Linked DNA regions of Mus musculus: all the other regions are linked to region 1. A link is a loop called in an ENCODE intact Hi-C map of the cell type or tissue named here. Cell type or tissue: gastrocnemius. All regions are shown on one strand. Each heading gives the region's core, and the rest is flanking DNA. Links, peaks and the distances in the headings are about the cores only. Region 1 has its middle 11 kb from the start of Atg4c. Region 2 overlaps Dock7 (dedicator of cytokinesis 7). Region 3 overlaps Dock7 (dedicator of cytokinesis 7). Region 4 overlaps L1td1 (LINE-1 type transposase domain containing 1). Region 5 holds the start of Dock7 (dedicator of cytokinesis 7). Region 6 overlaps Dock7 (dedicator of cytokinesis 7).

Region 1 (5,415 bases), core at 855-4,854:
TGTTGTGTGAGCATGCACTGATGGCTTGAGCTCAAGGCCTCAAGCATGCTGGATCAGTGCTCTCTCACTGCTGGATCCACCCCACCCCCACCCCCCAGCCTGTGACTTTCTTTCCTCCGCTTCAAACTGAAAACTGTTTAGAAAAGAACTCTATGCCCCCCAACTGCCCAAACACCACATTGAACCCCTGTGACTATCGGGGAGTCCGGAGGTTGAACCGACATCTCAGATCTCTAGCTGGAAAGGGTCACAGGGGAATTGTCCGCGGGGCAGCCACCCCAGCTGTGTCTCCTATTGTAAAGGAGCCAGTTTCTGACACTTCAAAAACTACTTCAAAATAATTTCGAACTTGACTGTGTTGTTGAGTTAGTCTTGTCTAGTACAGTGCATGAAGAAGCTGATGCAGACATGAACTTGATGTTTGAAGGAGTGTGGCAGAGAAAAGCAGTGTGTCACAGCAGGAACACCAAGAACCTCCATAGGAACCAGTGAGAGCTCTTTAGGTTAGCTTAGCCAATGCTGTAAAAACCCAGGCTAGTACATCTGAAAACTCAGGCTAACTGTGTCCGCCTGGAAGAAAAAAACTCCCATTTGGAGTCATCTGTGATTGATAACCACTTTCCAGCTTTCCAGCCAGCTAGGCATCATGCACCATCCACCCGTTTTTTGAGCAGCGTTTGAGTCTGGCCACTTCTATGAACTCTACTGACTTCTTGCCCAGGGCTTGGCTGTCTCTTGCTGGGCTTGTGTCAGAATCTTCTGGCGTCCACCCCAGCGTTGATTTCTGTTACAGTTGTTATGTTTGCTGTCCTGAATCTATTTTTGATCCTTGTGTCAATTCTGCCAATGTTCATTTGTGGAACACCCTATCCTAATTTTAGTCACGGGTCATACTCAGTTCCAGAAGCAGGCCCTGGGAAGACTGTCTTCACTGGGCCCATTGAATTATCAATTTGCCAACCCATTGGGTGAATTTACCTTGACCTTATTAATCATTTTAGACTAATTAGATGCAAAAATGCATATGTTGGAGCTTCTGAGAAGACAGCTTTTTGCTCCCAAAGATGTCTTTCTCTTCTTGTGTAACAAGTACAGAGGAAAACGGAAAGCATGGGTTGGCTATCCTATGAGTTTAAGGACAACAGAAAAATCAAAGAAAAGAAACCAAGAGAAGTCACAGCAAGTTCATTCCACCTCTGAATTCAGTTATATTAGACAGAAGGAGAGTAAAGGAGAGAGAGAAATAAATTGAATCTGAGGATCTTAGGTTGAGTTATAACTGTGATCAGGCTAAGAGAAATGTGAAGTCTGAGAACCCAAGAATTGTGCCTGTAAAGTCAATTTTGGACTGTATTTTTCTTTCTTTATGCAATCTGTGAGCTCCAAATCTATGCTCAGGCACTGTTTATTGTTTTGCATTTTTGTATTAATTCAGTAAGAGCTTACTAATTACGTTCATTTTTGCATTGCTATTGATGTGTGAGATAGGATGCATCAAGTACAGTCTCCGAAGGGATTTTGCAAGTCTAGTTAGAGAGACAGGTGTGAAAACAAATTGCTTGTAACACAGACACTGTGACAGGTGCTGGAGCCAGAAAACAGTGCCCACAGCTTGCTTCTGCTTGCTTCAGACAGTACGAGCGCTAACCAGGAGGTCACAAGGGACAGAACCCCAATTTCAGACAGTCTATATGGAAAATGGAATTAAGAATTCCATGGCAAAGCTGACTGGTGGGTTCCAGTTGGCTTTAGGGTTTCTTTCCAGCTTAATTTCTTCTCCTTGAATCTCATTTTCTTCTTCAAAGGCCAGTCTGAAATGGATTTGGTGGCATGCCAAAACCAGTGAGCACTGTGAGTAGTAGACACTGTTTCCTCAGCTCTTGGGATTGTTGGCTCCAAGGTCAGCCTCCCCGTGGGAACTGTCTTGGCGTCTCACTCAAGGTTCTGTGACCTCCCTGAGTACAGCCTCCAACCGAAACCAATGAAATGGGTACAAGGGCCCGAACGATTATCTTGATGTTTGAAGGGATATCCAAGATTTAGGGTCACCTATGGAATAAGTTGAGGGGTCTAATGTTGCAGGAAATAATAAAAATCGAACCGGCACGTTCCCACGCTAATGCACACACACACACACACACACACACACACACACACAGAATCCATTTATTTATGACAGACAGATGAAACAATTGAAATTCTAGGTCCCAGCTAAAAATGGTCTCAGAACTATTTTATTAGCTATTAACAATATTAAGTTTAAAATATGGAGCTTTTGACAGAACAGATACCTCTATATGTGAATTTATTACTGTGGATGTTAAGTCTTATTTGAATATAGGCTAACTCATTCCATAATTCCTGCAGAAGTAGGTCTACTCCATTTTTTTTTTAAAAAAAAGTGTTCTTTTTTTTAACACTTTTAGAAGTTCCTTTTAGAAGGAACTGAAAAATCAAATATCAAGTTACTATCGCCATCTACTGGCCACTGGGTGAAATAGGTTTAATTCACTGGGGTTTTATGCCTGCTTGCTTGTTCTCCAGTAAAGGAGACTGAGCACAACTTCAGTGGAAGCTTGCTCCACGGAAACTTGGCACTATGCTTCATAATTAAGGAGGGTGCCATTAATACATCAGTCCCAATTTATGACAAGTAGATTCATGCTTGGGAATTGCTTGAAAGAAAACTCTGTGACAGAGTTAAAACTAGAAAACCAATTAGCTGCTATCCTTTCGTGGTTCACGTGTCCTTGGCTGCTTCCTGTCCTTCCTTGTCGTCCAACACTGCCCATGCTTGCTCTCCTTCCAAAATGTTCTACTGTAGTCTCATGTAAAGCGTGTGCGCGTGCGCGCGCGCGCACACGCACACACACACACACACACACACACACACACACACACACACACACTATAGGCTAGGATCTGCGTATGAGTAACGGGTGACGTTTACCTCGATTAATATCGTACAATCTAACTCCATCCATTTTTCCTGCAATCTTTTCTTAACTGTTACATTATTTTAAGATTTGTATTAGATTTATTCAATCATTTTATGTGTGTTTTGCTTGTATGCACGTTATGTATACTACTCGCATGCCTGGTGCCCGCAGTGGTCAGCAGCGGATACCTTGGAACTGGAGCTACAGCTGGAAGTGAAGCATCCCGTGGGCACGAGGAATCAGACCGGGGTCCTCTGGAAAAGTGGCATATGCTTTATTGTTCATTGTCTCTCCAGTCCTGAAACCCTTTCAAGCCTTCTTGTTTGCTTGTTTCTGTTTTTGTTTTGAGGCAGGGGTCTCACTGTGGATGGAGGTTTGCCTGGCCTGGAGCTCACTGTGTGGATCAAACTGTCTCCACTCACTCATTCTCAGCCAGCCAGTTTCCTCATCTGTGAGATTAAAGTTGTGTGCCACCATGCCATGCCTGGGTCTTTTCTCTTTAGAGCTGAATAATGTTCTGTTTTATCTTATTTTTTTCTCAAAGATTTATTTATTTATTTATTTATTTATTAAAAATAACATTGTAGTTGTCTTCAGACACACCAGAAGAGGGCATCAGATCTCATTATGGATGGCTGTGAGCCATCATGTGGTTGCTAGGATTTGAACTCAGGACCTTCGGAAGAGCAGTCTGTGCTCTTAACCGCTGAGCCATCTCTCCAGCCCTATGTTCTGTTTTATAACTGTAGCAGGTGTTCATTATTTGGTCGTCGATGATGGACATTTAATTCCTTCCACTGCCTTGCCACAGTAAACTGAGCAATAGTAAACACCGATGTGTACATCTCTCTATGGTAGGATACAGAGTTCTCTCAGCCATTACCCAGGAGTGGGATATGTGGGTCACATGGTAGTTGCCCTTTTGATGTTTCGGAGGACCCTCCATGCCGATTTCCTTAGTGGCTGTATTAATTTGCATCCATCCCATCAGCAGTGACTACGTTTCTTCTTTCTTTATGTCCCCCTTGACATCTCTTGTCAGATTTCTTGATGACAGCCCTTCTGACTGGGGTGAGGTGGTAGCACAAAGTAGTTTTAATTTTTCATTTCCCCACTGACAAGCGATTTTGAACTTTAGAAAAATAGTTATTTGGTATTTATGTTTCCTCTGACAGAAACTGTATTTAGTCCATTAGTTCACCCGTTGATTGGCAGCTTTATTTCCTTGGTATTTAAATTCTGCCACTGCTTTTACGTACCATTTTGTGTTCATTGGTTTATGTTGAAATAGAATACGTTAGAAAAGATCAATGATTAAATTCTGATTTATGTTTTTTATTTAGTGATTTATTTAAAGCACCGTTTGGACTGAATATCTGCCAAGCACGACTACCCTTGCTACCTGTAACAGAATGACCTGGAAAAACAACAGAAACAGTGGGTCATCGCCCTTAACACCCTGCTGGCTGTCACGTATGCTTCTCAAAATCTGGCTTGCTTGCCTGTCCCACCTTGTGCTTTTAAAGTATAAAATGAGAAACTGAACTGGACCCAGGATCAAAGTGTTTCAGGAGCTGTCCTGGCCTTGGTCCACTGTGACTCTCCTCTCTTCCTTCCCACTGGTATGGGAGTGCTTGTTCCAGAAAGACACCCACACAGTGCCTTTAATGATTAGCCTGATGGAGGCGAAACTCAGATGGTGGCAACAGCAGTCCCGTGGCAATCATTTTCCTGCATCTGGATACCCAGACTCTGAATAGAAGTCCTCTGGTGATTCTGGGTGATGCCTCCTGGGTATCCAAGTCCATGACACGCAGCCGTACTATAGAGAACACCATCAGAAGAATGTCTCCCATTTCTGCCCTGGAAGGGATCCCGGCAGCTTATCCAGAAAGAGCCTGATACCTTGCACATAGCTAGAGCCACCCCAAACGCTTTGGTGTTTGGGTAATCTGAAATACAGATTAGGACTTATAGCCCATTGGTGATTTTCTGGGAAGGAATATCCATCATGTAGCACACATTACTGACCTACTTGAACCCTAGTACTGATTCTTGTTTCAAGCCATCAAAATGAGCCCTTAGCAAAATGAATCTTAAAGTACTACTGATGGGCTCTGGATGTGGCCCCGAAGAGTGTTGCCTGGTGTGAACAAATTCCTAGGCCTGATCCCAGGGCCACATGGACTGAGTGTGGTGCTGCCTGCCTGTAGTCCTAGTCTCAGGAAGTAGAGGCAGGAGGGTCAGAAGTTCTGTCTTAAAACAAAAACGAAACAAAAACAAAAACCCAGCCAACCACACACAATTGGGCAGAATTTAACCCGCCCCTAGAATTCCTGAAATAACAGGTTAGCTGAGGAGGCTACTTTATTTTTGAAAATTTAAAATCGTACATTATGTGCATGTAAGTTGCTATTCTTGACATGCTTAATTTTAGACATTTTTGCTAATGTGTGTATGTTCATTAATGTGAACA
Region 2 (4,000 bases), core at 1-4,000, 130 kb before region 1:
CGGGGTACAGCTTCACCTGAAGCAGCTCTGGGGTTAGGCAGTAATGGGGATTTTCAGGTGCAGGAGAAATGTCTATCTTCAGCTGAGCTGCAGAAAATACATTATAAAGTCAATGTGAATATAAATGTTCTGTGATGGCTACACTTGGGTCTGAAGTGCTTCTCAAAGGCTTTTCCAACAAGATGTGGTACTGCTAGGACATGGTAGTTTTAGGAGGTAGGACCTAGTGGAAGAAATTATGCACTATAAGTATGCCCTGGAAGAGCATCCCCTGGTCCTTCCTACTTCCATCTACTTCTGGGCACCACAAACTAAGCAGCTTTGCTCTGCCCTAGGCAGCTTCACAAAAGTGTTCTGCTCCACAATGGGCCCCAAAGCAAAGGCATTCAACTGACGGTTGGAAGCTGTGAAAAGATGGGCCAAACTAGATCTTTCCTCCATTTAAGTGGATTAGCCTCAAGTAATTTATTCTCCTGTGAGGTAGTCTGTCACAGCCACAGAATTTGGTTAACACAGAGAAAATGTTCTTAGAGGAATTTCAATATTATTTTGTAAAAAAATATGGGATAAACAGTATAGATAAATATTATTAAGAACTTAGACATAAGCTGGTCAGTGGTGGCATGTGCCTTAATCCCAGCACTTAGAAGGCAGAGGCAGGTGATTCTCTGAGTTAGAGGCCAGCCTGGTCTACAGAGCGAGTTTCAAGACAGCCAGGGATATAGAGAAACCCCATCTTCAAAACAAAACAAAATAAAAAAGAACTTAGATATAGAAATCATTTCATTTATCAAAATTTAAAAATGACTTACCCATGCATACGTGCATGTAAAATAATAAGTGTTATCCCCCATTCAGGGAGTGAAGAACTAAAAACCTAGCCAGCAAGCTGGGTTTGGTGGCACATGCCTTTAATCCTAGCACTTGATGGGCAAAGGAGAGGCAGGCAGATCTCTGAGTTCAAAGCCAGCCTGGTCTACAGAACAAGTGCCAGGATAGCAAACCAAGACGTTGGATGGACTCTAGCACCAACTGGACAAAGTAAAGAAGTGACTTGGTTTTCAGCTTGGTAAACTCTTCAGACGCTATCATCGGGGTTAGCAGGCTCCTGGTCAGTTCTATTCTGGACTGTTTGCTCTAACGGTGACAGTAAAGCATTTTTTAACATTTATTGTTTTAAATCACTTTAAGCCACAATTATAATTCATAGATCTCATTTTAGAACTCAGTTGATAACGGTAATGAACCCTGAATTCAAGCTGTTTGCTTACATGATAATGAGATAAGAACCATGAAACACTCAGCACAGAAAGATGAGTGAGCCAGATAAATAGGAAAATGAAAACATGATAGCAAATAATTATCAGTGAGAATTACCATATCACTCAAAATCTGAAAAATACCTGTAATTGGTCTCAGCCTCCGTAAGACAGAAGACGGCCTTCTCATATCAGCGAGGAACTTGTACAGGTCCTCATCACTTAAACGGTCTCCTTCCTGATTTCAATGATATTGAGAAAAAGAATTTAGTAAGACAAAAGTAGGAGATAAGCACTGGCTTCTACGTAGTGCTGTCAGAGGGAAAGATTGGTATATTCAGGAGAATGAAAATCTTCCGAAGTTTCTTGTTTCAAACCTGACTGAGATTTGTAATGCTACCAACCATTTTAATCTATGTACATAGTTATGATCTATTACTTAGCCTATAAATTATCGTAGGACATCTAGCATACAGACAGCCAATGCAAGTTAAAGGTAGGGAGGCTATAAAAGGAAAACTAAGACTGCAGCTATAAGACAGAATAAAAAGGAGACAAATACAAGGACATGGGACAGTTACAGAGAGAGTCACAATTGAAATTATGTCTTTTAGCTTTATATTCTAAAACTTCTGAAATGCAGAATCTTTACACATTATAAGTTATGTATATAGGTGTATAGTAATGAATAAATAAATAATGAATATAATGATGGTAGGAGAAGCACCGCTATCCTGACATGAAGACCAACACAGACCTCCAAATGACCACAACTAAAGATGAAGGGGCTGCGGGTAGGAACAGAGACAGAGAGAGAGAAAGAGAGACAGAGAAGAATGAAATAGTATTTATTGTTTCCTTCTACCTACAATGATAAGGAAAGGAAACCCTTGCCTGCTTTGGGACACTTCGCTGTCTACGCTGCACTCTCATGGCACTGGCACCGGGCTATTGCAACCTCTGCCTCTGTGAGCTCACACTCTTGAGCCAGCTCACACTTATTCATAACATGGGAGACAGCATCCCTAGGTACCATTATTTGGGAAGTGATTTTTTTAATGTCTAAATAGTGACTCTGTGGAGTTACTACCCCTAGCACAGTCCTTTAACCGAGTCACACATAGAAAATGTGGCTTTTAGAAAGTCAGGAGCTTTATGTGGCTAATGAATGCAAGTTTTCCATCAGCTGCTAAAACAATATATTCTCTTTACTGAGCACAGAATACAGATATTCAATCTTTATTCATTAATACACTCGGGATTTTCTTTAGACTTACTTTTATTTACTTAATATATTAAATTACATTGCCAGTCTCGATTCCTTAGTGATGATTACCATCTGTGTTGTGCCTTTTACTGGGTGGGACATAATTTCCTACCCGGTGCTTGGCTATGTAGCCCCTCCTGTCATTGAGCAAATATGCAAACTGAAACCTATAAGCAATTCATGAAACCTGGCTTACCCTCTCCTGAATCTCTGCCTCTAGTGGATGGAAAAGCTGAGTTTTCCTAGAAACCAATCGAGATCAGCTGATCCAGCCAACCTCCAAATGTGTGGTCAAGCTGAACTCACTAGAGAGGTCAAGCCGACACTCTCCACCAGATCGCTGGCTTGTTTACTACTGTGTACCCCTGAAGCAAACAAAACAATTGTTTACTAATCTACAGAACAAATGTCTTTATAACTATTGTATGGATTTACTTTTGTTTTAAAATCTCTGTGTATTTCTAATAATTTTGGGTTGGTGCATTTGAAACCTTACATGATTAACTATACCACAACTATAGATAGTAATTTCTCATAAACTGGGAGAAGGGTTGAATCTTACTTAGGAGAAATTTACTTCATGAAGTCTACTTTGTTAAGTAAAAGTACAACCTCTACTTTTACTTAGTTTGCATTTCTGTGATATACAATTTTCTAGGTATTTAAAAATACTTACAAAAGTAATACATATTTATGGATAAATATTTTCAATAAAGAACGTCAACACCAATGCTTTCCAATGCCCTGTGGTTTTAAGTTTTAAGAGCAGTTTGTGCTGTGTCCAGCTGCTAGTACTAAAGCCTGGACCACTGTATGTGTCGATCTAATAGAGTGATTACAGATCAGAATAGTGGATGCTTAGTTTCAAAATACTCAAAGAAAGTAGTTTTCACAATAAAGATATAGCCAATATTTGAAGAGCTAGAAATATTTAAGCTACATAAGCATTATATATTGTACACATATAAGAGGATATTACATATTACCACTAATACGGACAGCCTGTTATGTTTTATGTAAGTTACATAATACTTTAATACTTAGGGATTGGAAAGATGGCTCAGTGGTTTAGAGTATTTTTTTTCTTGCAAAGGCCCCAAGTCTAATTCCCAGCACCCACACAGTGGCTGAAGACCTTCTGCATTCTGCAGTCCCAGCTCCAGAGACTCTGATGCCCTCCTCTGGCCTTCACTGACACCAGGCACATATGCACATAAAACCACAGTAATGCATGTAAAACAAATAAATCTAAACAGAAAATAAAACATACATTTTAATTGTCGTGCTTCAAACAGCAGATGTGGGAAAGCATTAGCTGCATGAGCGGAAACGCAGTGGGCGGCAGTGGTGGTGGTGGTGGTGGTGGTGGTGGTGATGGCGGCGGCGGCGGCGGTGTGGCTGCTCACCTAACTACAGTGCCAGTTCAATGGCGCAGCCTGACTACAAAAGCAAAGGCTAACTGTGTACATAAGGC
Region 3 (4,000 bases), core at 1-4,000, 120 kb before region 1:
AAAATGTCTTTGATAAAAGGATCTTGGATACAGACATTTACCTCAGCAGCACTTAGTTTGAGCACAGAAATGGGGTTTCTATTCCACAAACCATAGATAAGGCCGTTAAAGTCAGAAAACTTCGGGTGGGGAAGCACATGACCACTCTAATTCACAAGCCATCAGTGTTTAAGAAAAGGTCCACTGGGTACCAGAGATGGCTCAGCAGCTAAGAGTATTCGCTACTCTTGCAAAGGAGCCATACTGGGCGGCTCACAACCATCTGTAACTGTAGCTACAAGGCAATCTGAGTCTCTGGCCTCTGCAGACACCTGTGCTCAGCTACACATGTCCATATACATAATTTCAAATTATAAAAAAATTTAAAAGTTCACCATTACAACTGGGTAAGATATAGCTGTGAAAGACAAGTTTTGATGCATTAAAATGTGAATGTGAGTATTTAAATAACATTAGTGATAAAGCGGGTACAATGTCAATTAGTTCACATTTTACTTGTTTTTAACTCATATTCATTATTTATTCTTAAATTTGTTAGAAGTCCTTGACATTATAGACGTGCATAGAATAGTTACCACTCTCCTTAAAGGAAGTAAAACCTTGTGCAAGCACGGCCCCAGAACGCCTACATGACAAACTTTACCTGCTTAAAAAAGTTTGCCACAGTGAGGGTGGCAGGCCGGAAGCTGGTCAAGTTGCAAGCATCATCCCCACTGGTCGTCCTCTCCAGGGACCGCCTGCCAACAAGACTAGAATTCCTCCTCTCTGACCAAGAACCTTTCCGTTCTACCAAAGAGGAGATAAAACGATTGTCAGTTTCATAAAATGTAAAACCGTTTTTAATTAGCTTTCCCAATGTAAGGAATAACTCACTGATGTGGAAAGCTATTTTGCTCAGCTTGTAGGTGCACTACAAGAATCCATTTCTGGGGAAGGTTTAAGAAAGCAATTCCATCTGAATCATCTGGTTGTCATTTCTACAATACAAAGTCTCTGAACATATAATAATCTACACACATAACCAAAGAAGATGTAAATCAGCTGGAGGGAACTATGCAAGCCCTATGAAATATAATTAACTGCATGCAAATCAGCCTTAGCTGTTTCAAATTGAAACAAATTCAAAAGAGAAGTTGCAAGTTCAAAGTCTTGACTGAATCATCCTCCTCCTCCTCCTCTTCCTCCTCCTCTTCCTCTTCCTCCTCTTCCTCCTCCTCCTCCTCCCCTCTCTTCCTCTTCCTCTTCTTATCCTTTTCCTTATGAAGCTGGGGTGCAAACCCAAGGCCTCACACATACAAGATATTCCCATTTTTGTAAACTAAAGGAACAATGCTATTACAGATTAACAAGAAAAGAGAAGACTTTAAAAATATCCAAGCAATGTGGTCTAGCAGACCATACTCTACTGAGGAAAAGCAGAATATACATTATTTTCAAGCAGTTACAGGTCATTCTCCAAGACATAAGACAAGATATGAAAAGACCAAAAGGATGAAAATAATTGCTAAGAATTGGAAAATTAAACTATAAATTAACAATAAAAAAATTAGGGAATTCACAAATATGCAGAAGTGAAACACACACACAAACTTCTAAAAAGCTACTAGGAAGGAGTTGTCCCCAAGGGAAATTACAAATAAGATGTGTGGGGATGTAGCACACCAAAACATGTGGGAGACTGGCTGCTACAGCAGGGTTGCAGGGAAGGTGCCAACCAGAAGAGAAGAAGCATTCACTCTGACCTGGCGGCACATGCTGGCAATCCCAGGGCTTGGGAGACTAATGTGACAGAACTGCGCATTCAAGGCTGGCCTAGGCTAACAGCAAGAGTCAAACTTAAAATATAGAAAACAAACTCTCAAGTGAGTAATTACATCGAACACTGTAAGGAACTATGAATCTAAAGAAGTTGGGCATGATTACCCATGGCTCCATGCCAACCCTGCGAAAGCCAAGTCATGAAGACAATTATACGCTGAAACCTGTTCTTAGAAAGAGAAACTACATCCAAAGAAGTGAAAGTTACAAGAGGGCAGCAGGAGAGAGGAGATAAAGAGAAACTGGAAAAATACAGTAAACAGAGTTTATAAAAACTGACAAGCCTTCTCATAAAAACGAAGGGGAAAACACACAGCACTAAAATTACTACACTAGATTCATCAATCATTAGATTTTACTAGTAGAAATGGTTATATAATAATAAAACAAACACTGAAGAATAATACTTCAAAAACTAGAAGGTGAAAACCCCCCCTTTAAAAGTCAAGCATTGATAAGTTATTTTTTTTTAAGGAGCTTTTAAAATGGTCAAAGTATGTGGATATGTATTTTTCCAAAGGGGATCACAAAGGGCGAAAGCACACAAGGCGACACCTAGCGTCATTCGTTATCAGAGAAGGAAAATCCAACCCAGAATGAGATGCTGCTTAGCCTACACTGGGATGTAGTGTAGGATGCTGTCACTAAAATCAGACAGTATTCACTACTGGCAAAGATAAGAAGAAACAGGAACTTTTATACAGGACTGTCAGAGTTTTTAAAGGGCAGCCACACTGGAGATAGTTTGAGAGTCTCAGAATCTTTATTAGAGAATTACCACATGATGCAGCAATTTCGTTTCTAGCTATATAGTCAAAAGAAAAAAACACACACACAATATGCAACAGCTTCTACAAAGGCTGGGGCTGTAGTTCAGGGGTAGAGTGCTTTGCTTAGCATGCATGAGAAGTCATGGGTTCAATTCCCGGTGCCAGAGACGAACAACTCCTCTATGACTGCTCACTGCAGTATTAGTCATAATAACTCAAACTATCACCAATAATAATCAGATTGAAGTGCAGTATATAAATGTAATGGAGTACCATGACAACAAAAGAAAATCCAATGCCAGCAGCCACTACCCCATAGGTAACACCTGTGAAAACACCATGATATATGAAACAAGCTTCATAAAACACCATATACTATTTAATTGTTTACATTAAATGTCTGGAATAGACAAATCCATAAAGGCAATAAATATATTAGTGATTGTTTAGAAGTGGGCTTAGGAATTTGGGGACAAAGAGGAGTGATTGCTAATGGATGTGAACATGTTCCAAACATCAATTGTCATGGTGCCTGTAGAACTCCGAGACTGCAGCAAAAATAAGTGATTGAATAATGTGTAAATATAATATATTTACATTTCTTTTCCTCTTTCTTTCTCTTTTGTTTTGGTTTAGGATGAGGGAGTGGCACAGCCTCAGGAATGAAGCCTGCACTGCCCTGGGACTGAAGCAGATGCTGACCCAGCCAAGCACCCAGATTATAGCTGTGTGGCACCAACGCCACCTGAGGAAACCTTCCAACTGACACAAGCCTCTATAAGGGGAGAGATCACTACTCGCAACAATGTCTACTGAGCACTCTTACCTCCAGTACTGATCTCGACTTCTGTGGAGTCTCTTTCTAAGCTGCCAGCACTGCTAACAATATTCATTAAATGAATCGCAGTCCAAGCAAAAGGCATGCGGTATTTCCCAAGTCTCTGGCAAAATTGGTCAGCTTGACTTTTCAATTTCTCCAATTTTTCCTTATTCTGTAAAACAGAACTTGATCCATGATCACACTTGAAAGACACAACCTAAGGGCTATTTCACACAATATCAAGGACAGGCTAAAGGTGCTGAATTCTTAGCAAATCCAGCAAAACACAGGCTTAGCATGTATGCAGGGGAGGGAGCAGTAACTTTCCTCAATCCCACATCTCCGCTCACCGCAAACATTCAGAGAAGGCAGTGTGCAGTTTCTCTTTGTGATTCTCTCACCTTGGGGGGGGGGGGGGGGGGCGGGCTAGAGCCAATAGCACACATCACAAGTGGTCTTTAGGAAAGGATACGTAATTATGGCCAGTCTTTTTAACACAGAAATTAATAGGAGAACAACTAGAAGAGAGATAAATCCAGGAAAAGTTTTGTCTTTATGAGCTCCAGAACAAAAACTGAGTCTTACTTGAAAC
Region 4 (5,415 bases), core at 689-4,688, 440 kb before region 1:
AGAAAGACGGCTTCCCAGACTAAGAAAAAGGAGACCTTCCATGGGCTTAAAGAACTTGCCTTTAGTTACCTGGTCTGGGACTCTAAGAAAAAAAAGCTGGTGAGATGCCAGGAGGGAGGAGCAGCTGCTGCTTCTACTCAAAGGATCGGGATGCCGTGTCTAACCTTATATTTGACTTCTCCATCAGAATCTTTAGGGGCAGGTAGCGATGGTCCTAAAAGCCATTCATGTACAAAGTTGAGTGCTCTGTCACAAGTCACTCCACTTTTAACGAACATAGAAAAGGGGAGGTACAAGGTGCCGCAAACAGAAGAGCCAACAGCCAAAGAAGCAGACTTGATCCTTGAAACCGAAGAAAACTTCAAGAGAGGCGTGATCAGTGTTATCAGACAGATGCAAAGGGAGGTCGACAAAATCAAAAACATTTACGTTTCCGACGTCCTGAATATGAAAAGTTCACTGGATGATCTGAATTCCTTAGCTTGCACGATTGAGGCCAGGGTGAGCGAACAGGAAGATGCCGTGGAGGGACTGACCAAGGATACAATGCAGTTAGCCAGGGAGATCGTTGATAAAGAAAGGCTGAGAGAGAGGGAAGATAGGTTTCGAAGCTCCAACATCCGAGTGATAGGGATTCCAGAGAAAGAAAACCGGGAGAACGGAGCGGTGGACATAATTAAGGAAGTAATTGAAGAAAACTTTGCCGAGCTAGAAGACCAGAGCCTCGAGATTGTCAGCGCTCATCGTGTCCCTAATTCAGTGGATGAGCACAGACTCACGCCTAGACACATCTTAGTGAAGTTTGGGAGTGCTAGTGATAAGCAGAGAGTCCTAAAAGCTTCCAGAGCAAAACAAGAAATAACCTACAGAGGGTCCAAGATCAGACTGACAGCTGACTTATCACCTGGTACTATAGATGCACGCAGCCAGTGGTGTGGTATCATAAAAATTCTGCAAGACGAAGGCTTTCAGCCAAGAATCCTTTATCCTGCCAAACTGGCATTTGATTTTAAAGGTAAAACCAAGATATTTTTTGATATTGAGGAATTCAAGAAGTTTATCTCTGATATACCCTATTTGAAAGATCTGTTGAACAATATACATTAGCAACCTGGAGTGCTCTCTGTCCACCAAAATACAAAACCAAGTAGAGTTGGACAGTGGACCATCACGTCTCTGTCTTGAAGGGTGGACGGCTGACTTTTTTTCCCCCAGGGAAAGGGGCTGGGGAAGCGGTGTAACTCCCTGAGTGTTGGTTGAGTTAGACAGCGTATGTAGCTTTTCAGTAGCTATCTACCTTGGTAAGGAGGAATCTTGTCAGTGTGACCACACACGGAAAAATACTAGAGGCCACAGTGGGATGGGAAAGGACATGATAAGTTAGAAGAGACTGCAGGCTGACTGACTCAACAAGATTACATTGCTTTATTATTTACTATTACATATTAAAGCTTGAAGTTTGCATTTGTCATTGGTTTACTTAATGTCCCTGCTTATTTTCCAGAGAACCTGTAGATTGTCTAATCGCTTCTACCTTGTATTGCTTCAACCCATCCATTAGTGGAGTCTTTACCTTAGCACGTGACTGTGTGTGCATAGATAGTGCTTCCTTTGAAATCAGTCTTTAGTGAGGAGACACTGAAGAAATCTGAGAGAAGAAAATAGCATGTTTTGTTTTGTTTTACACTGGTCTCCAGTATCCCAAATTGTCCTGAACCTCTCCATGTAGCTAGGACTAGCCTCCTGCTTCAGCCTGCCAAGTGCTGAAGTTATGTTTTTGGGAAAACACCATGCAGTGAAAATTGTGTCTAATCCTGGGGCAAGTTAGGACAACTGAGCAAGCCCTGACACCCCTGTGAGGTTGGGGGACTCTACAGAAGACAGTGCCAGGCACCCCTGGTTTTATTATTTTTCCCATGTTGGGAGTGGAACCAAAGCCTGCTAGCTCTCTTGCTGTGTCCTCACTCAGACCTGACATAAATGTCAGATGTAAAACGGCACAGTCATCCTCGATGCTGTGTTGTCTCTTTTAGAAGATGTTTATTTTACATGTATAGACGTTTAGTCTTCATGTATGTTTGTACCACATGCCTGGTACCCTCAGATGCCCTGGGACTGGGATTACAGATGACTGACTGCAAGCCACCTGTTAGGTGCTGGGGCTTGAAACCAGGTCCTCTGGAAGAGCAGGCAGCAGCACTTCTAACTACTTATAACCAGACTCATCCCTCCAGCCCTGTTTTGGTCTCTTGCTGTGCTGATTTGGGACTGATAGAAGACCTGCGTTTACTCCTAGCACTCAGGTAGCAGTTCACAACCATATGCTTTCTTCTGGCCTCCAGGGGTACCAGGTATAAATATGGTGCGCAGAGATAAATACAAGCAAAGCACACACACAAGTAATAGTCTTAAAAACAAACTAAGCCCCAACCTTTAGTTCTGGCTATTAGGAGATTAAGGAAGAAGGGCCAATGAGCTCAGGGGTCCGAAACCAGCCTGAGCAACATAGGGAGGCCATCTTACAGAATGTCAAAGGCCTTCAAGCTATAAAAATTGGCATGTAGGCCTGTGAACTCCAGTCTTCTGGGAGGCTGATGGCATGTTAAGACAGTGAGGTCTACAGGTGACACCCCATTTCCTACCACAGTAAAGGAAGACAGATACGAGCTCCAAGGAGTTTTGTCCATGAGGCGAAACTCAATTTTATGCAAGTTTAAGAAGAGATCATATTTAGTTGTCTCATCTTGAGAGTTCTACCAGTGTTGGCTCCACCCAGATTTAATAATTCAGGCATGTCTCTCCGCTGGTCCCAGTGTGGGGTAAACTATGTGGGTCTTTGTTTATGGAGAGCTTTTGTTTTTTAAAAGGCTTATTCACATATTTTATGTATGTAAGTGTTGTGGCTTCATGACCACCAGAAGAGGGCATCAGATCACAGATGATCGTGAGCTACCATGTGGTTCATGGGAATTGAAATCAGGACCTCTGTCTTAAACAGATATATAAGTTATGAGAGAGTACCTACTTACAGTGCATGAAGCTCTGGGTACAATCCCAGCACCAAAAGAAAATTTTAAATGCTTGTGTGATTCCAGTTGTGGCCTACCAGATAGGCTCCTATGGTTTGATTTTGGAGGCAGAAGAAATGTCTCCACAGCCTACTCCCTGGGGAGTTCTGAGAGGAAGAAGAGAGGTAGCTTGCTCCTGGCAGCACTGGGTTTGCCAGCTACCCTTCCTGTCTTAAGTGCCCACAGGACCCCACACAGTAGAAGTTGCTTGGCTATTCTCCCCATCACTAGGAATCTTGCTGATTGGGACTGTAATCTTAATTAACTTTTAACTTTGTAGAAGATAAGGGTTTTCCTAAGCCAAATCCTGGTCAAATGTCAATCTTCAGAGTTTACAGAGCCTCCCTGCTAACATCAGGTATCCTGGACACGCCATCTCCACTTTGATGCCTATGTGTTGAGGTAGAGAGTGTGAGCCTCCTCAAGGCTGCCAAAGTTGAGGGTTAGCTGGGGATGTCAGTGTCCCAGGAGGACCCCTTGGGCCATGCCAGGCTCTAAACAGAGGATGATGGTAAAGCTCCTGTGTGCTGGCAGGAGGCTGGCACAACAGGAGGGAGAGGCTCGCTGTGCACTTCCGCTCTCTCTTCCTCTTGTCTCTACATCAGAGACACCAAGTCTCGACCTCCTCTTCCTTTCATGTTGAGTCTGGCAACCAGGACAGTGCCTGTTTCCTGGTTAGTTAGGGTCCATCTGAAGTGTTTCTTCAGCGCCTGGTGCCGCTCCCAGGTGTACCTGTGGAGGGGAGGGGCTTTGGTTTTGACTACACTTCATGCAGCTCAGAGTGTTCTTCAACTTTTAGGTTTTTTAAGACATGGTTTCACTCCGTAGCCTTGGCTGGCCTCAAACTCATTGAGATCCACCTGCCCCTGCCTTCTGAATGCTGGGATCAAAGGTATGCACCACCACGATAGGCCTAAGACATTAAAAGGAAGGGGAGTGTTTCTTAGTGCATGCCATGCGCGATGTGCACGCATGGAGGTCAGAACAGGTCTTGTATGGACCCAGCTATCTTGTCTCCCTTTTGCATGGATTCAGAGGACTGAACTCACATTGTTAGGTTTTCACAGGAAGCAGCACCTTTTCCTGGAGCCTTATCACCAGTGGGTTTCAGGAAAGGCTTTGATGAATGGCATTTGCTGCATCTGTCATCCTAAAGTGAAGAGACTATATTTTTTAAGCACTGTGGCCATGGGTTCAGTCATCGTAGGTGTCATGTCTACTAAGAAAAATCCCTGTGAGCGGAATGTATTAAGATATTTCTAAAACTTCTCAATGCAAAAGCCGATCCTCCAAAAACACTCCATCACTGCCCCTGCACATGCTCATCCACGTGTGTAACACACAAGAAAGGTGAGTGTGAGCTGAGGCAGGGCTGAATATACATCCCAACAATAGTAATATATGTGATCTGAGAGTCTTTGGGAGTGATGTTGCTCTCAATGGATCTTAAAAGGGAAAACTAGCTGGGCGGTGGTGGCGCATGCCTTTAATCCCAGCACTTGGGAGGCAGAGGCAGGCAGATTTCTGAGTTCAAGGCCAGCCTGGTCTACAAAGTGAATTCCAAGATGGCCGGGGCTACACAGAGAAACCCTGTCTCTGTGTAAAATAAAATAAATGAGAAAACGAAAATATATGCCATAAAGAACTGTTCTTAAATGAATGAGATTATAAACTCATTTAGGAGGTGTGTTGTATGAGACCACACAGGCTCATAAGCTAAAAGTATCAGCCAAAGAAAAAGGTCAAATGAAGTTCTGTATAAATCTCAAGGACATCGGGGCATGTGTTTTCATTATGTATTTGGTTCATAATCTTGTTTGTGAAATTTCCACAGGAAAACATGGGTTTCCAGATGAGTTCAATTCAAATGTTTTCATTCTGATAACATGGTTCATTGCTACTTTAATGGTTTTTTTGTTTTTGTTTGTTTGTTTGTTTGTTTGTTTGTTTTTTCGAGACAGGGTTTCTCTGTGTAGCCCTGGCTGTCCTGGAACTCACTCTGTAGACCAGGCTGGCCTCAAACTCAGAAATCCACCTGCCTCTGCCTCTCAAGTGCTGGGATTAAAGGCATGTGCCACCACCACCCGGCTACTTTAATGTTCTTATTTGAAATCTCTCCCTCTAGAGTGAGATTTGATAGTTATGGCAAAAAAAAAAATTTTTTTTTTTGGTTTCTCCTTCAGGGGTGTTTATTTCTCAGTCAGAGGAGAATCAGGGTCAGGATCCTGGGCCTGACAAGGCCTGGACCTGACAAAACACCATGTGGTGACCAGGGACCGAGCAGAGGCAAAGGAGACATGCTTCCAATTTGTCCTGGCCGAGGGGCTCACTGTCTTTGTCCAGTTCC
Region 5 (5,415 bases), core at 1-4,000, 62 kb before region 1:
CAGTAAGTTTCTTCAGAAGTCTTATTTAATGATACTCAGTAACAAGGAGGACCCATACTCATCCATAATAGATACCTACTAACTGCGCACAGCATTCTGTCCTTGGTTTTCTCTCTATGACCCTATCAGCATCTCAGGCTTCACTCATCGTCTACTTCCTGATGGTTCTGAATTCGAGGTCCCCATTCTCTCCTACGTCTCAAGCCAGTACCAAAAAGCTAATAGATGTCTCCACTTAATGCTATATAAGCCCCCAAAGCCAAGATGTCTACACCTGAATCCTCACTTCCATCCAATCTTATCCCCAATTCGGAAACCACTTCCTCCTATGCACAGCTCTAGATATGAGTAGATGTCCTTCTATCATTCAGCTGGCTGCACAGCTGGAAAGCTGGGTGGCAGGAAAGGCGCATGGCCCCACTCTTCCTCAACTTCCACTCGCAATCACTCATCACTGCCATGTCTACCTAAACGTCTCCTGCAACAGCACAGGCTTCATTTCCCTGCCTTGATTTTGTAACTTCCAAGGCTAGCCTGACTCACGTTTGAGGCTGCTTTCCACAACAGAGTCTGTTTTCTGTCTTGAGACTAGTTCCATCTGATATCTCCATTCACAGAGAAGAGGCACTATCTATATTTCATACCTTACCCTCAAGGGTGTACTTACTTTATGAGATATAAACTCTAAGATCTATTTAAAAGAATTGTACAAAATGTGTCCTTTAATGGCATGCCTTAAGACCCCAAAACAAAAACTCATACTTTCCAATCCCAATTACAAATGTTCAATGATAATATGGACAATGCACTATTAAGTGCTTTATAAAAAAAATGACCATTTAAAATTCACGACAACCCAATAAGCTAGATACCATTATTACCATTTTTCAGATGAGACAACTAACATGCAAGAGAATTTCAACAACCTGGTGAAGGTCCCGATTTTAAAAACACTCAGTATTGTAATTTATCTTAGTCTACCAGTAGCACCCATATTCCTAAGAACTTATTTAAGAAGAATATGAAATACATATTTTAAAACTCAAAAAGGGTTCATTTACATCTGATCTTAGCCAAAGACAGAGATGCAATGAGATGTTAGTTTTAAATGGGAAAAAAAAAAAAGTGTCCCAAAAGCCTTAACATTGTGGGGGTCCGGAAACTAATAAAAGCTTTTCTCCAACATATCCAAAAACCTTCTACAAATATCAACAAGCTAAAAAGATTCAGAACCACAGAAATATATACAGCCATCACAAAATTTCATCTGAATGTTGCCTTTCTTTAAGCCTAAGTCGCAGAAATAAGGCTTTAATGAGACAACAAACAAACAATGCCTAGTTCCTTATCCATAAGTACATCCCATAGCTAAATTCTACAAACATCCTTCCATTTTTTTATCTGGACAGGGAGGTAAACTGCTGGGGAACCTTATCCTCGGTGGGTGGTTTACTCCTAGGCCCACGCATAAAGCCCAGTGCGGGTCGGGTCATCCATCTTCCTCTGGGGCCAGAGAAAGAACGCCCACCGAGCCCACGGGTAAGTGGGGTGCTCCCATGTCCCGCAGCCCATAACTTTGCACTGCGGCCTCAGTGTGCCTGTGCAGGCGTGGGTGCGGAGCCGCTGGGGCGGGCGGGGCGTCCGGGGTGCTGTCAGCGGTGGCGACGGGTGCGTGAGCGCCGTGGCCTCCACGCCAGTTCCTTTTGTTGGGGCGCCCGGAGCCGGGGCGTGGGCGTGGAGCGCCGGGGAGGACGCGACTGCGGACACAAAGAACCGCCGAGCTGCCGCACGCCCTGCGGGCCTGGCGGGGCGCGGACTGCAGGCCCGGGACCGCGCGGCAAGGCCCGTGGGCCGCGCCACACCCACCCTCGCACCCCGGGGGCCCGGCCGGGCTCCCCGCCGCGTACCTGCTGATCTTCTGAGCGAAGGCGCGGCGCTCCGCCATGGCTGCGGCGGCGCGGGGCTGGACGCGGGGCTGGACGCGGGGCTGGGCGGCCTCCTCCTCCTCGCGCTCCCGTTCGCGCTCCCTCCCGCGCGCTCGCCCGTCGGCTCTCCGGACCCCACCGCGAGGCTGGGCCGGCCGCTGGAGCGCGGAACCAGGGTACCGTAATGCGCCGAGGAGGCGCGCACGAGGAACCTCTCTCTGCCCCCGCCCCCGCCACCCCCCTTCGCCTCGCGCGCCAATCCCGGCTGGAGGCCGGGCTGGAAGGCCGCCGGAGCCCGCGGGAGCTGATGCGACGCCGGGTGTGGAACCGGGCCGCGAGCCCTCGCTGCCCTGCCGCCACGACCGGGAAGACCCACGACGGGGCCGTGACCGTAGCCGCCGAACGCGCGCGGGGCTGTGCTTTCCCCAAAGGGAAGGTTAGGAAATGGAAAGGGCCTTGCGGCTTGGTTCCTGCAGCTCCTGACTCCAGGCAGTTTAAAGCACCTTTCTTGCACGCCCCGACCTCGTGAGTGGGGTCTAGCTGGAGAAACAATGGCTCTTCTTTGTAGAAAGAACTCTCCCACAAAGGTGGTGTGATAATCGCTGATTTGTGGTGCATGGCCAAGCTTACACGCATGATCTTACTTAATCTCCACAACAGCTCTTTGAAGTAGATTTAGCTCCATTTTAGAGAGAAAAAAATTGTCTCAGAGAAGCTGTGACTTGCCCTTGGTCACACATGGCAAGCTCCTCCCGTGAACGTGAGACCCAGAGCCCAGGCCCTTTTCTCCAAGAACAGTTATCCCTGTAAAGAATTCTCTTGTGAGTCCTTTACAGTTACTCTGGCATTCTCATTTCATATGTATGCGTACATGCATATCCATCAGATGAACTGTTTTCCATCCTTTTGATGTTCTATAAATAGAACCTGTGTCAGTCTTGTTCTAATGCATTGGGTTCTGAAATTGTGAAACTAAGAAAAATCCTTTGGCTTCTTGTGACACCTTCCCTCCTAAATGTTTTAAGAATTTAATATACCTTATTTGCAGTTACTAAATGTCCTCTGTATCCTTGTGGAGCGTGTTAGATTGTCTCTCACCATAGCGAAACCTTCAGCTTGAAGCCTGGTCACTTGCCCAGTCATACAGAACAGAAAGCACTCATTAAGTGGGTCCAGGACTTCCCGTCTGTACCCTAACCTGGGTTTGAACCAGGTGATTGGATGCCTTTAAAACACTGGTTTACGGTGAGGATAGCCCATTCGAGGTGGGTATATATTTAACATGTACTTAAATGCAGGTATGCTAGAGCCCAAATGTGAGCTAGCTGCGGTTCTGTTTTCAGAATATTTGAGTCCATGGGGAAAGATACAGCTGCTCCAAGTCTAACTTTGCTGTAACACTGTTCCAGACCTTTCCATTGTTCATGATAGAAACCCAGTTGCTTTCTGCCTCCTCCCCATGTGACCTTGAGCAAATTACTTAAACAACCGGAACAGTGTTACTTAGTTGCAAGCATAGTGTGAAGATGCACTGAATTCAAGGTCTAAGTGTGGGGTCTGGGCTGCAGTGGGTACCTACCTAGCTGCTACAGTTTCCTCGCAGGTGTTATCAATATCCATGGTATACTTGACTTTGTCCTTGGTGCTTCAGAGTCTCTGGATGGCTTGTCTGCTTTCATGCTCCCAGGCAGATGTTGTAGGCCTTTATCTCTGCTTGACAAACATCTTCTCAGTACTCTCTTAGAGACTGAGCACATTTTGCTTTGAATAGTTCTTTGTATACATGACTCACTAGTTGCCAAAGAGTCTGAAAGGACATTGCATGCACTGTGAAGCTTACTGGAAACAGTAGGAATGGAACAAGCGGCTCAAAAAAAAAAAAAAAAAGTACCCGGAGAAATGGAGTCTGGGGAAGACTCCACACAGGAAGTGTGACCCTGACCTCAGGAAGACCTGTCCTGCAACTAACCAAGTCCAGTGTGAGCCAGTACCCATATGCCGTAGAGATCCAAACTAAAGGAAAGATACACAGACCTCAGCAATGGAAATGAAAATAGAATTGCTTTGGCTGCCCAGTGTTTATGTGCCCCACAACCCTTTACAGGCATGCATGCATGTACATGCATCTCAGTCCCCTGTTCTCTGAGGAGTTGATTACCTCACCGATATTTTTAAGAGTGTGGGGGGGGGGGGTGATCTGGTCCTGACAAATGGACCAGCCTCAGGTTAGGCACATGAATCAAGCCAAGAGCATCAGGACCATGAACCAGGGACTTCACATCATTAACTTCTTCTGGACTCAGAGCCACACAGAGCAATGAAGAGAGCAAAAATCCTGTAGGTGAGCTCCTTATGGCCCCTTATATGACATGAGCCCTGGACTTTGCTAGGGGTTTTGTTTATTCAGTTCAGAGTTTTCTTCCTTCCTTCCTTCCTTCCTTCCTTCCTTCCTTCCTTCCTTCCTTTTTTCTTTTCATCTATCTTTTTATTTTTTTAAGATTTATTTATTATTATGCGTAAGTACACTGTAGCTGTCTTCAGACTCACCTGAAGAGGGCATCAGATCTCATCATGTGGTTGCTGGGATTTGAACTCAGGACCTTCACAAGAGCAATCAGTGCTCTTACCCGCTGAGCCATCTCGCCAGTCCTTCAGCTATCTTGAATTGGATAATATTATTTAGTCTTACCTGACACAGGCCTTCAGTCAGTCAATGTACATGTTCATTCCTGGAAATACAATGTAATTAAGACTTATTTCTATCCTCAAAGAGTTAGGGAATCGTCTTGGAGAGGTAAATTCTTATGCACTTATGATGTGTGTTCAGTGGTGAGGCTGGATACTTTAGGAAGTTGGCTGAGTACATCTAGCATCAGTTTTGTAATTTAGAAATCATGGTACTCCCCCCTAGACTGCTTGCTGCATTTGAGGCAGTGTGTGAAGTGAGCAGAGTTTAACCCTTGCTTTTCTGGAAATGTCAGTAGTCTGATTATTGGCTGGCATTCAGGACCCAAGCTCCAGCCAACAAAACAATTTAGCAGGAGCCAAAACCACTTTCCCAAGAGTAGCCTCAAAAGTGTACATTAATGGGGCAGGAAACGCTCAGGACAGTCTTCCCATTAGATGTGCAAGTGTTTGAAAGGCCCTCAAACAGAAGACCCAGGAATACGGTACGGGGGGGGGGGGGCAGGAAAAGTCCCATGAGTTCTGTGTCCTATCTTTTATTGCAATACCAGTGAGGATTTGGGTTAGGGGATGCTCAGGGCTCTGAGGCTACTGTACAAGGAATATTTGCCTCATGAGATACAGTTCTGACTTTGCAAGCAGAATGTATTCTCCTTCAGCTTTGGGTAGCATAAGCCACAGCTCTTTTTTCAAACTTGGTCCTTAGGAAATACTACCAATCCATACAATAAGATGAATATATATTGCCATCCCCAAGAGCCTCTGTCAAGGCCACATAGGGGCGGCCCAGAGGAAGGAAGGGCTG
Region 6 (4,000 bases), core at 1-4,000, 210 kb before region 1:
AGCCAGAAGAGGGTGTTGAGTGTCTTCTACCATGCTCTGACTATTTCTTTGAGGCTGGGTTTCTTTGAACCTTGGGCTTGTGTCTTCCTGGCTAGGCTGAAACCCAGCAAGCCTCGGTGACCTTCATGTGTCCTCATGTCCTTTGGAACTGGGTTACAGGCATAAGCGAGAAGCCAGGCTTTGTTATGTCGGTGCTAGCATCTGGTCTGCAGTCTTCACAATTACACGCCAATTCTCCTAACACTCAGCCATCTCTCTAGTTCCAAGAAATACTGGCGGTTTTATGTTTTGAAATTTTCAATCAGGATAGCAGCAAGTAAAATCTAAGAAGAATAACCTTAAGGAAGTGAACAGAACAGACTACAGAGAGAATACCGAATGCTATGAAGTAGGCAGCCATTACGACAGCATTGAGTTAAGACCCTGAGAGAGTGACAGCAGCAGATAGGGACTGCCAGAAACAGGTGAGAGACTAGTTACTAAAACAACTGGAGCATCCTGGGAACGGATTCACACTCTGGTTCTCCTACTTTCTTCCTGTGTTCATGGGACACTCTGAAACATCTCTGTGGCTAACTACTGTTATCTACAAAAGCAGGATAGTGGTCATTTCAATAGCCTTTCTCTTATGAAGACCACATAAGTTAACACTTGTGAAGCGCTTAGGACATTGCTTGAAACACTTCCTAAGTGGCTCCTGTCACTAACAGGGTACTAATGTCTAGAAAGTGACTGATAAGGCAGTTTGCAGTTATGTAAAATTACCCAATAGGTCACTACACATAAAAACCTAAACTACTGCTTAATATGTAGAAGATACAATAAAACCAGCATATCTCTATGCTACATGTTAACTATATTCCAGTGGGATACCCCATTATTAAAAACAAAAGACAAGGCCTTGAATATGACAAACAGATGTAGATTTTATAAGCACCCTCAAAGAATAAACATTTGAAAACTTGGAAAGAAATAGAATTTATAAGTAGAGAATCACCAACTACTTAGAACTACTGATGTCTGACCACCATTGTGTGCCTCAAACTGATTTCCCAATCTTGGCCTGCTGAATCTGTAGTTAAGCTTCCTGCACGTCTTTACCTGGACGATGATCTCTAGCGTGTCTAAGATGATGAGGTTTGCTTCAGTAGCCAGGTTTCCATCAATCAGTGCTTCGTGTTCTATCTCTGCTCTTGACCTGATGCAAAATATTGTAAGAAATTTTAGTTATCTTTCCAAAAGGCCAGAAATTAAAAAACAACTTAAAGATTCACTAAAACAGAAACCTTGAAACTATTTGTGTCAAGGAAAACTCAGAAAGAAGAAAGATTCAGTATTTAATATATTGAAATTTTCTGTTTCCCTGTCTTGTTGACTGTATAGCAACATATACATCTTTTTTTGTTTTGAGGCAGGTTCTCACTGTACATCCCTGACTGGCCTAGAACTTGTTATGTGGACCAGGCTGTCCTCCAATTTAGAGACCTGCCTGCCTCTGCCTTCCTAGTGATACTACACCAAGCAACCTATCCATCAGTCCCCACAAGGTGCCACTGAGGGCATGCATGTTTGCTTTGCCTTTCAGGCCGACAGCACTCCTCTTCACAGCGGTCACCACAGACACTAGGTGGTGCTCGGTCTACACACTGCTGTATCTAAGGCAGTGTTCAAAAGCTAAGCACTCCTCACAGATTCCAAACATTTTCAATGTATTTATCAACAACAATAAAAGCACTACATTTTCTAAGATTTTATGTAATTCCCTCTTCACTATACATACAAATATTCTCAGACAGTAATTTAAGTCTTAGATAAGACTGGGTGGAATCATACATTAGAAACAAAACTTTAAAAGAATGGCACTAGATACTGCTAACAACCTGATTATAATTACTACAAAAGTGTATAAACCCTTTCTTCCCCCTCTCTTCTTTCTCGCCCTCTTCTCTCTCTGCCACTACTTTGTCTCTCCCTTCCAATGAAACCTCTTCCACATGGGAAAAACAAAGTATATATACATGTTGGACATCCCATGGAGGATTAGTTGAGTAAATGAGCTTGCCTTATTTATTTTTAAATCAGTTTTTAAATATGCAATATATTTTACTATAACATATAAAGTCGTTTTCTCAGTTTTTAATTTAAAACTTAAAAATCAAACAAACACATGTCTTCTAAGATGAATGCCTAATAAAAATAAAAAACCTAAGATGATTTTCTTTGTGTTTAAAACCTAGGCAGCCGTTAGCACACGGGATCGTCTTACTTATCGAGTTTCTCTGAGTTCTGACGCCAGTGAGTCATGTCCTTTCTCCACCGCAGGTTTTCTTGGCTCCCAAAGGCGCTTCCAGATGGGCTCCTCTCTGTCAAACCAATTTCAAAATGGTATTTCAGTGGGACCATATACACATTTGATAATACAGAAGAAATAGCGGGCATTCTTGATTTTATAAATAGCCATTTCTTTCAGTTTAAGTGGAAGAACTGGGCAGTAATGATTTTTATTTAAAAGTTTTCATAATAACTAAGGAGAAAATATTTTCTATATAGAATATATCTTGGGGAGAAAAAAACCCTTTTAAATAAGCAAAGAAAGACTCTTACATGGGCTGTGTTATAAGGCCAAATGGAACAGCTCATTCCCAAGAGTGTACTGGAGTATGTTTAGTCATGCTACCTTCTTGCTCTCCCTGCAGGAATGGGTAACCTCACCACACATGCTCCTGATTTAGGATGTACACAATGGCTAATCAGAGCTTTATCTGATTGGGTTGCTCATCAACTTCTACTGGTTAAAAACCATCCACCTCCTTTTTGGGAACCTTCTCCCACCCTCCAAGAAATCCTTACCTAAGTATTTGCTTTGCTTCCTGTCATAACATTAATTAATAATTTTTAACGAGACACAGTATCACTCAGTAGTCCAGGCTGGCCTGGAATATGTAGCCAGAGCTGATCATGAATTTAACATAATCCTCCTGTCTCAGTCTGGCAAGTGCTGGAATTACAGATGTGAGCACCTTGTAGGCTCTATAGCATTTATTCATATAAGACCATATTACCCAACAGACATGATGCCCCTTGTTCATCATTTAATAATAAAGTATCTGGGATAGACTGAGTACATAATAAATTCATGTTCATATAAAAGCATAATAGGAACTAGGAAGATGGCTCCAGGAATAAGTGTTTGCCATGTAAACAAGAGATAGAATTCAGATTCCCAGAAGCACACACATGCTAGGCTGATGTGCTAACCTGCTTGTAATTTTAGCCGTGGGAGGCAGAGGGGACCTTTGGAACAAGCTGGCTAGCAAGATGGTCATATCATAGCACTTTGGGTTAACTACAAGGCTTTGCCTCAAAGAATAAGGAGGAATAATTGAAGAAGATTCTCACATCAACCGTAGGTCTCCACACATGCATGCAACGCACCATACATGCACATATACAAGCATGCAGGTAAACATACATCACAGACACAAAAAGATTAAACACCTGTAGCAGAATAAGTTCTTTTTCAAAAATATATTCTTTGTGTACATGGGGGGGAGGGGGAGATACACACACACACACACACACACACACACACACTCACTGAGACTTGACATAAGTGATGAGAACTAAACTTCTGTCTTCTACAGGAGCAGTCTACAATGACTTCCTTTGGTCTACTTCCTGGCTCTATAGGAGAAGCCGGTAGGGGCGCTTCCTCCTTGAGGACTATAGGTTTGAAGGCAGACTGGATGGCATGGGGAGCCTTTTAACAGGCACCAGAACTTTATCCTGAGTGACAAAGCACCAGGGCTGGTGGAGAAATCCACAGGCATGTGATGGAATCAGATTTCATTTCCAATTAGGAAATGAAAAGCCCACTTCTGAAAACAGTGAGACTAAAAACTGTCTGAGAGGATGGAGAAACAACAAAGGGAAAAGCTCAGCATTCACATAGGAAGTTTAAAATTATTAAGAAACAGAGATCACTCTATGTAATGAAGAC

The links. Peaks named below come from ENCODE experiments on the same cell type or tissue, not always from the same donor. Only the 100,000 strongest peaks of a DNase experiment are listed, where the experiment ranks them.
Region 2: a loop joins it to region 1, with 2.9 times the contacts of the local background. A loop is called at or near these places in 9 of 42 quality-filtered maps.
Region 3: a loop joins it to region 1, with 3 times the contacts of the local background. A loop is called at or near these places in 7 of 42 quality-filtered maps.
Region 4: a loop joins it to region 1, with 4 times the contacts of the local background. A loop is called at or near these places in 22 of 42 quality-filtered maps.
Region 5: a loop joins it to region 1, with 6 times the contacts of the local background. A loop is called at or near these places in 11 of 42 quality-filtered maps.
Region 6: a loop joins it to region 1, with 4 times the contacts of the local background. A loop is called at or near these places in 13 of 42 quality-filtered maps.

What each region holds. Positions count from the first base shown.
Region 1 is chr4:99,180,351-99,185,765 of GRCm38, forward strand. No RefSeq gene overlaps it. Among named protein-coding and RNA genes, the nearest start is that of Atg4c, 11 kb to the right of the region's middle. In gastrocnemius, for the core only: a CTCF peak has its summit at 2,487 (motif pointing left); DNase peaks (open chromatin) are centred at 1,887 and 2,526; H3K27ac peaks cover 1,242 bases.
Region 2 is chr4:99,055,398-99,059,397 of GRCm38, forward strand. Dock7 (dedicator of cytokinesis 7) reads right to left here. Exons shown (of 50, transcript NM_001369286.1): 13 at 1,404-1,497; 14 at 1-87. Among named protein-coding and RNA genes, the nearest start is that of Angptl3, 26 kb to the left of the region's middle. In gastrocnemius, for the core only: no CTCF peak of the experiment used is centred there; no DNase peak of the experiment used is centred there.
Region 3 is chr4:99,060,536-99,064,535 of GRCm38, forward strand. Dock7 (dedicator of cytokinesis 7) reads right to left here. Exons shown (of 50, transcript NM_001369286.1): 11 at 3,415-3,580; 12 at 644-786. Among named protein-coding and RNA genes, the nearest start is that of Angptl3, 32 kb to the left of the region's middle. In gastrocnemius, for the core only: no CTCF peak of the experiment used is centred there; a DNase peak (open chromatin) is centred at 1,893; H3K4me3 peaks cover 127 bases.
Region 4 is chr4:98,737,010-98,742,424 of GRCm38, forward strand. It overlaps L1td1 (LINE-1 type transposase domain containing 1), which reads left to right. Exons shown (of 5, transcript NM_001081202.1): 5 at 1-1,477. The coding sequence ends at 1,107. Among named protein-coding and RNA genes, the nearest start is that of L1td1, 13 kb to the left of the region's middle. In gastrocnemius, for the core only: a CTCF peak has its summit at 2,921 (motif pointing right); no DNase peak of the experiment used is centred there.
Region 5 is chr4:99,118,818-99,124,232 of GRCm38, forward strand. It overlaps Dock7 (dedicator of cytokinesis 7), which reads right to left and starts at 2,108. Exons shown (of 50, transcript NM_001369286.1): 1 at 1,908-2,108. The coding sequence starts at 1,945. In gastrocnemius, for the core only: no CTCF peak of the experiment used is centred there; a DNase peak (open chromatin) is centred at 2,122; H3K4me3 peaks cover 2,489 bases; H3K27ac peaks cover 1,416 bases.
Region 6 is chr4:98,968,529-98,972,528 of GRCm38, forward strand. Dock7 (dedicator of cytokinesis 7) reads right to left here. Exons shown (of 50, transcript NM_001369286.1): 34 at 2,267-2,363; 35 at 1,102-1,198. Among named protein-coding and RNA genes, the nearest start is that of Usp1, 47 kb to the left of the region's middle. In gastrocnemius, for the core only: a CTCF peak has its summit at 1,610 (motif pointing right); a DNase peak (open chromatin) is centred at 1,585.